Linked DNA regions of Homo sapiens: region 2 is linked to region 1. Evidence: read pairs that join two places in POLR2A ChIA-PET (ENCODE). Cell type or tissue: Panc1. All regions are shown on one strand. Links, peaks and the distances in the headings refer to the core of each region. The heading gives the core; the rest is flanking DNA.

What was found. Peaks named below come from ENCODE experiments on the same cell type or tissue, not always from the same donor. Only the 100,000 strongest peaks of a DNase experiment are listed, where the experiment ranks them.
Region 2: POLR2A ChIA-PET joins it to region 1 with 11 read pairs; 2 of 35 experiments call an interaction of 5 or more read pairs at or near these places.

What each region holds. Positions count from the first base shown.
Region 1 is chr7:100,625,479-100,628,380 of GRCh38, forward strand. It overlaps TFR2 (transferrin receptor 2), which reads right to left. Exons shown (of 18, transcript NM_003227.4): 11 at 2,746-2,828; 12 at 2,595-2,658; 13 at 2,429-2,496; 14 at 2,266-2,342; 15 at 2,099-2,183; 16 at 1,786-2,013; 17 at 1,285-1,425. The region is part of intron 1 of LOC124901709 (a long non-coding RNA gene); the gene reads left to right. LOC124901710 (a long non-coding RNA gene) reads right to left here and starts at 1,272. Exons shown (of 2, transcript XR_007060455.1): 1 at 872-1,272; 2 at 1-752. RefSeq lists enhancers at 955-1,719, 1,128-1,422, 1,720-2,482 and silencers at 1,218-1,357, 1,418-1,477. In Panc1, for the core only: no CTCF peak of the experiment used is centred there; no DNase peak of the experiment used is centred there; H3K4me3 peaks cover 742 bases.
Region 2 is chr7:101,417,638-101,420,539 of GRCh38, forward strand. COL26A1 (collagen type XXVI alpha 1 chain) reads left to right here. Exons shown (of 13, transcript NM_001278563.3): 2 at 2,340-2,462. Among named protein-coding and RNA genes, the nearest start is that of COL26A1, 56 kb to the left of the region's middle. RefSeq lists an enhancer at 2,763-2,902. In Panc1, for the core only: no CTCF peak of the experiment used is centred there; no DNase peak of the experiment used is centred there.

The DNA of each region.
Region 1 (2,902 bases), core at 307-2,806:
CTGTGAATGAGAATGAACCATACCCAACCTATTGCCTCACCCCAGGGTCACCCCTGTTCCAGTAGAGGAGGCAAAGGTTAAAGAAGAATGAATGGAGAAAGAGATATAAGAAGGAGAGGAGAAGGCCAGGTTCAGTAGCTCACGCCTGTAACCCCAGCAATTTGGGAGGCCGAGGCAGGAGGATCACTTGAGGCCAGGAGTTTGAGACCAGCCTGGGCAACATGGTAAAACCCTGTCTCTACAAAAAATAGAAAAATTTAGCCGGGCGTCATGGCACGTGCCTGTACTCCCAGCTACTAGGGAGGCTGAGGTGGGAGGATCACTTGAGCCCAGGAGTTGGAGGTTGCAGTGAGCAGAGATGGTGCCACTGCACTCTAGTCTGGGCAAGGGAGAACGAGCAAGAGCAATAGGTTTGTAAATGGCCAAGGGGGACAGGCAGAGGGCACAAGCAGGAAAATGCAAGGAGGAGAGATAACATGAGCCTCCAAGGGGTAGCCATGCTGGCTCTGAAAACCGTGAGTGTGTGTGCACAAGTGGCTCTGTGTACACTGCAGTTCCCAGCTCACCCCACACTCATTGAGGATGATCCTGTTTACTATTTTGCCCTGCAGACCTTTCCCCATGGCCACAGTCCCTACTCACCCATTTCTTGACATCAAAGGGTTGAGGGGTTGAGTTCTTGGAGTAAGAAAATGGAAGGAAGTGGAGGAGTTGGAACTGGAGGTGGGGTGTGGGCTGCAAAGGATTCAAAGCTAAGCAGAAGGGATTGGTGAGGGAATAAGCTCTTGTTTAACTTTCACGTGACACCTCCTCCAGGCAGCCTTTCTGGATTTCACCCATTTCATTATCAGAAGGAAAACAGCTCTCTTACTCTGAATATCTTTAGCCTTCTGCACTTCCCAGCCTGTAACCTCGTATTGTGGACCAGTGTGGACATGCTTTTTCTTTCCAGAAGGGTCGAGGAGGCAGTGGGAGCTATAGGAGGGGAGTCAGCGGGGAGGGGTGGGGGAGGGTGGATTGTCCCAGTTCTGCCAGGCGTAAACCAGGCGACTGTGGCCAAGAGGCTGGCCCTCCCTGTCCATTTCATCACTTTGATCGCTCGGGTCCTCCAGCCTGACCGATCTATGAGCACTGCGTGTCCAGGACTGGGAAGAGAGCATCCAGAGGACCGGGACTGTGTAGGCGGGGAGAGAGAGGAGCGCGCAGACGGGGCCAGGTCCAGGAGGTGGAGCCCCAGGGGAGGGGCGGGACACTGGGGGCGGGGCGAGGAGGGCGGGGCCTCACCCGCATTATGCGCACGTTGTACATGCGTGTCAGTCGCTCGTCTCTCTCCTCCGAGCTGTAGATCTCCTGCCGCAGCTTTTCCGCCGCCCGGATGTAGTCCCCCCGCGCCGAGTACACCCACTGCAGGGTCAGCCCGCGGGCCTGGGGTGGGGAGGCGCGGGCTGGGGCTGGCGGCAGGGGCCAGGACCCCCGCCTAGCATGGGGACAAGGACCCCCGCCTAGCATGGGGAAGGGGGCTGGGACCCCTGGCCGCAGGAGGGAGGAGGTAGACGAGGACAGAGTGCTGGAGGCAGGATGAAGGGAGTGGGGAGAAGATCCTGCACCTGCCAGGTTGGGCGATGGCACATGCTGGGGGCTGGGAGACTGGAGGCAGGGGGTTAATGGGCTGGATTGCCAGAGAGGACCTAGACCCCAGGGAATGCAGAGAGAAGGGGCTGGACCCCCTGGCCTGGGCAGTGCCTCCCACTCCCAGAGACCAAGAGCGGGGTGGGCCTCTTGAACCTTGAGGTCCCCAGAGAACTCGTTGAGGTTCCCGATGTGCCTGAGGACGACGTCCCCGTAGCGGCCGAAGTCGAGGGGCAGCAGGCGATCGTGGCTGAGCCGGATGAGGAGCTGCCCTGCGAGCTGGGCCACGGCCTGGGCCACGGCGGGCAGGCGGCCTTGCAGCACCTTATGCAGGTTCTCATAAGTGTCCTCCTTTGTGTGCAGGAATGGGTAGGCCTGGTCGTCCTGCCAGGACAGGGTGGACGCTGGGGCGGAGGCAGACAGGCTGAAGGACTAGCGCTGTGTCTGGGGCAGGGGGAGGACGTCTCACCTCCATAAAGGAGAACTCGACGGCAGGGACTCCCACAAAGGCCGTGAAGGAATAGGCACTGCTGTCCATGGGTAGGGGCCGGATCCTGGGGGCAGGTGGGTTGGAGCGATCTGTGGGTTCAGGCTCCCCCACATCCCTCCCCAGCTCTCCCTACCCCCCCAACTTACACCTCAGCATCCCAGCTGGGATTGGTGAACACCACCTGTTCATAGAGAGTCTGCCCACTGTGGTTGGGAGAATCCACCTGGGGGTTGGGGAAGGGCACTGATCAGGCTCTGCTCCTCCCCGCAACCTACTCCCCTTCACCCCCTATTCCTGGGGTGCTCTTGCCTGCTTCAGGACACTCTCAATGAGACTTGTCAGAAGGGGGCTGGTCTTGGCATGAAACTTGTCATCCCCTGGAAAAAGGGGAGGGGAGGGATGCCAGGCTCAGGGCTCAGCCCCAGAGGCAAGGGTGGACCCCAGGGGGCCAGGTGGTGGCACTGCCCCAGCTCACCCAGCACTGCGTTGTCCAGGCTCACGTACACTACGGCTTTGAGGTGCAGCACGCTGAGGTAGCCCTGTGGGTGGGTGACCAGTGTGGAGTGGGAACCCCCCACCCCCACCTCTCCCCAATGCCTAACGACCTGCCCGGGACCCCGTATCACCTCTAGCCACTCCGTGGAGCCCACGCTTCCAAAGTCACCACCGTCCCAGCTGATGAAGAGGAGACTTCTGCGGGGCCGGAAGCCTGGGGACAGAGGGGAAGGAGGACAGGCTTAGCAGGGGCCAAGCAAAGACCCTCCCCTTGTCTTCTTCTGTCCT
Region 2 (2,902 bases), core at 203-2,702, 790 kb after region 1:
ATCTCTATATCTAGACATAGATATAGAGATATATCTCTATATCTAGACATAGATATAGAGATATATCTATAGATATCTATATCTATAATATATTTATATCTTGAGATGGAGTCTTACTCTGTCATCCAGGCTAGAGTGCAGTGGTGCGATCTCGGCTCACTGCAACTTCTGCCTCCTGGGTTCAAGTGATTCTCCCGTCTCAGCCTCCCAAGTAGCTGGGTCTACAGGTGTGTGCCACCAAGCCTGGCTATTTGTTTTTGCATTTTTAGTAGAGACAGGGTTTCTCCATGTTGGCCAGGCTGGTCTCGAACTCCTGACCTCAGGTGATCCGCCCACTTTGACCTCCCAAAGTGCTGGGATTACAGGCATGAGTCACCATGCCCAGTCGTATATATATACTTTTTGTAGAGACAAACAGGATCTTGCTATGTTGCCCAGGCTAGTCTAGAATTCCTAAGCTCAAGCGATTCTCCCACCTTGGCCTCCCAAAATGCTGGGATTATGAGTGTGAGCCACCGCACTCAGCCTCCAATGCCTGATTCCTGAAACCAGCAGGGACAAGGACCCGGGTCCTACCTGTCCAGCTCTTTCTATGGTGGTCCCCTAACCAATCTCTCTGATGGTCACCTTTGGGTCCCTCTCTACCTCCTCATCTGCATCTGTGCCCCCATGTGGCTCCTAGCTTCAGCCCCGGTCCTCTTTTGTGTGTTTCTGGCTGTGATTTTTGCCTTCAATGTGGGCCCATCTACTTTCTGTCTCTTAGGGACCCCTCCAAATGTCTGGCCCATTGCTTCTCTCTTTCCAATGCCCTTGAGGACTTTTTTTCTTATTTTATTTTATTATTATTTTTAGACAGGGTCTCGCTCTGTCACCCAGGCTAGAGTGCAGTGGCATGATCACAGCTTACTGTAGCCTCAACCTCCTGGGCTCAAGTGATACTCCTGCCTCAGCCTCTTGAGTGGCTAGGACTATAGGCGTGTGCCACCACAGGTAATTTTTAAATATTTTTGTAGAGATGGGGTCTCGCTATGTTGCCCAGGCTGGTCTCAAACTCCTGGGCTCAAGTGATCCATCCTCCTCGGACCCCAAAAGTGCTGAGCCACCACCCGGCCAGGGACTTATTTTTTAATTTTCAATTTCTAGGCTATGGGGATGGGAGGAGGAGGTGGGAGCACCTTAACCTGATCCCGTATTGTTTGTGTACGTCCCTTCCTCTTTCCTCCTCTCCACTGCCCAAGCTTGCTGCCCCTTGCTTCTTGTACTCTGAAGGCATTTATTCCCTAGCCCGGCAGGTCACATGTCTCTTCCTTTCTCCTGGCTCCTCCCCTTCCTTCAGCCTTCTGGCTCTTTCTTTCTTTCTCTCTCTCTCTCTCTCTGGCTCTTTCCCTTCCTCCCTCCCTCCCTCTCTCCTTCTCTCTCTCTTTCTCTCTCATTCCTCCTCCCCTCCCCTCCCCTCCCCTCCCCTCCCCTCCCCTCTTCTCCCTTCCTCTCCTCCTCTCTTCAGGGTTTCACTCTGTTGCCCAGGCTGTAGTGAAGTAGCATGATCATAGCCACTATGATCCTGGGCTCAAGCCATCCCCTGCCCCAGCCTCCTGAGTAGCTGGGACTACATGTGTGTGCCACCACGCCTGGGCTAATTTTTTAATTTTTATTTTGTAGAGGCAGGGTCTCACTATGTGGCTCAGGCTGATCTTGAACTCCTGGGCTCAAGAGATCCTCCTGCCTCAGCCTCCTAAAGTGCTAGGATTACAAGTGTGAGCCACTGTGCCTGGCCTGGCCACTTCCCATTGCAGGCAAGTCTCTAGACTTGCCGTGGTCTCTCTCCGCTCTGTGCCTGTTACACCGCTGCTTCCCCTGCTGGCTTCGTCCCCTCTCACGGCCCCCACACATTGGTCAGTTGGTCGGTTGGTCGGTTGGCTAACTTATCTTGCACTACTCAGCTGGTGGCCTCAGGGCCTGCTGGGCGAGATGCCCTGCTCCGTTCCTGTAGCTTGTGTGTTCACCACGTGGTGGAACGTGTTACCTGCTGTTCCTATGGACTGTGTCATCTCCTCTCCCCACCAGGGTGAGATTTCCACGGGCAGGGCTGAGTCTTTCTCACCAATTCCACACTGAGTGGTCAGTGACGGGAATGATGCCAGGGCTTGGTGGCCAAGGGTTGCAAGTGTTCTCTCTTCCCCTCAGACCGAGACAGAGGGTCTCAGTGGGCCCCCCATCCAAGAGAGCGAGCCTCCACCCCAGGTTTGCGGGGGCCCCTCCCTGTCCAGCACGGCCCCCTGACCCGAAGTTGGCAGCTCTGGGAACAGGCAGGGCTCATGTGACTGTTGCTCTCTCCACAGGCACTGGTGCCATCACACAGTGACACGGACGGTGTCCTGCCAGGTGCAGAATGGCTCGGAGACGGTGGTCCAGCGCGTGTACCAGAGCTGCCGGTGGCCGGGGCCCTGCGCCAACCTCGTAAGGTAAAGGCCGCTGGGCTAGGCTGCTCTGCCCTTCCCTCCCATTCCCTCGGACAAAACCAGTCCCAGGATGGCTCTGGGAGAGGCTGGGCTGTGCTCACAGACAAAGGCTGAGCATGCATTTATGGAGCACCTTCTGTATATAAGGCATGGGTGTGTGTATATAGGGTATATATGTGTGTGTGCAAAGATGTCAGAGACATGCTCCTACCGCAACAGAACCACACAACCCAGTGGGTGTTTGACAGACAGAAGACCACCACAGATGAGTGGGGTATGGGATCCGAGGTCGGGGAAGGCCAGGTGGGGTTGAAGAGGGAACCAACCAGCCTTATGGCTCCAGGCTGGAACGAGGGGCTACAATGACCTTGGAAATCCAGCCTGTCTTTGGCCCCATCCATCACAGGCCTCGCCCCTGGCAGCACTGCCCCACTCACCAGGCA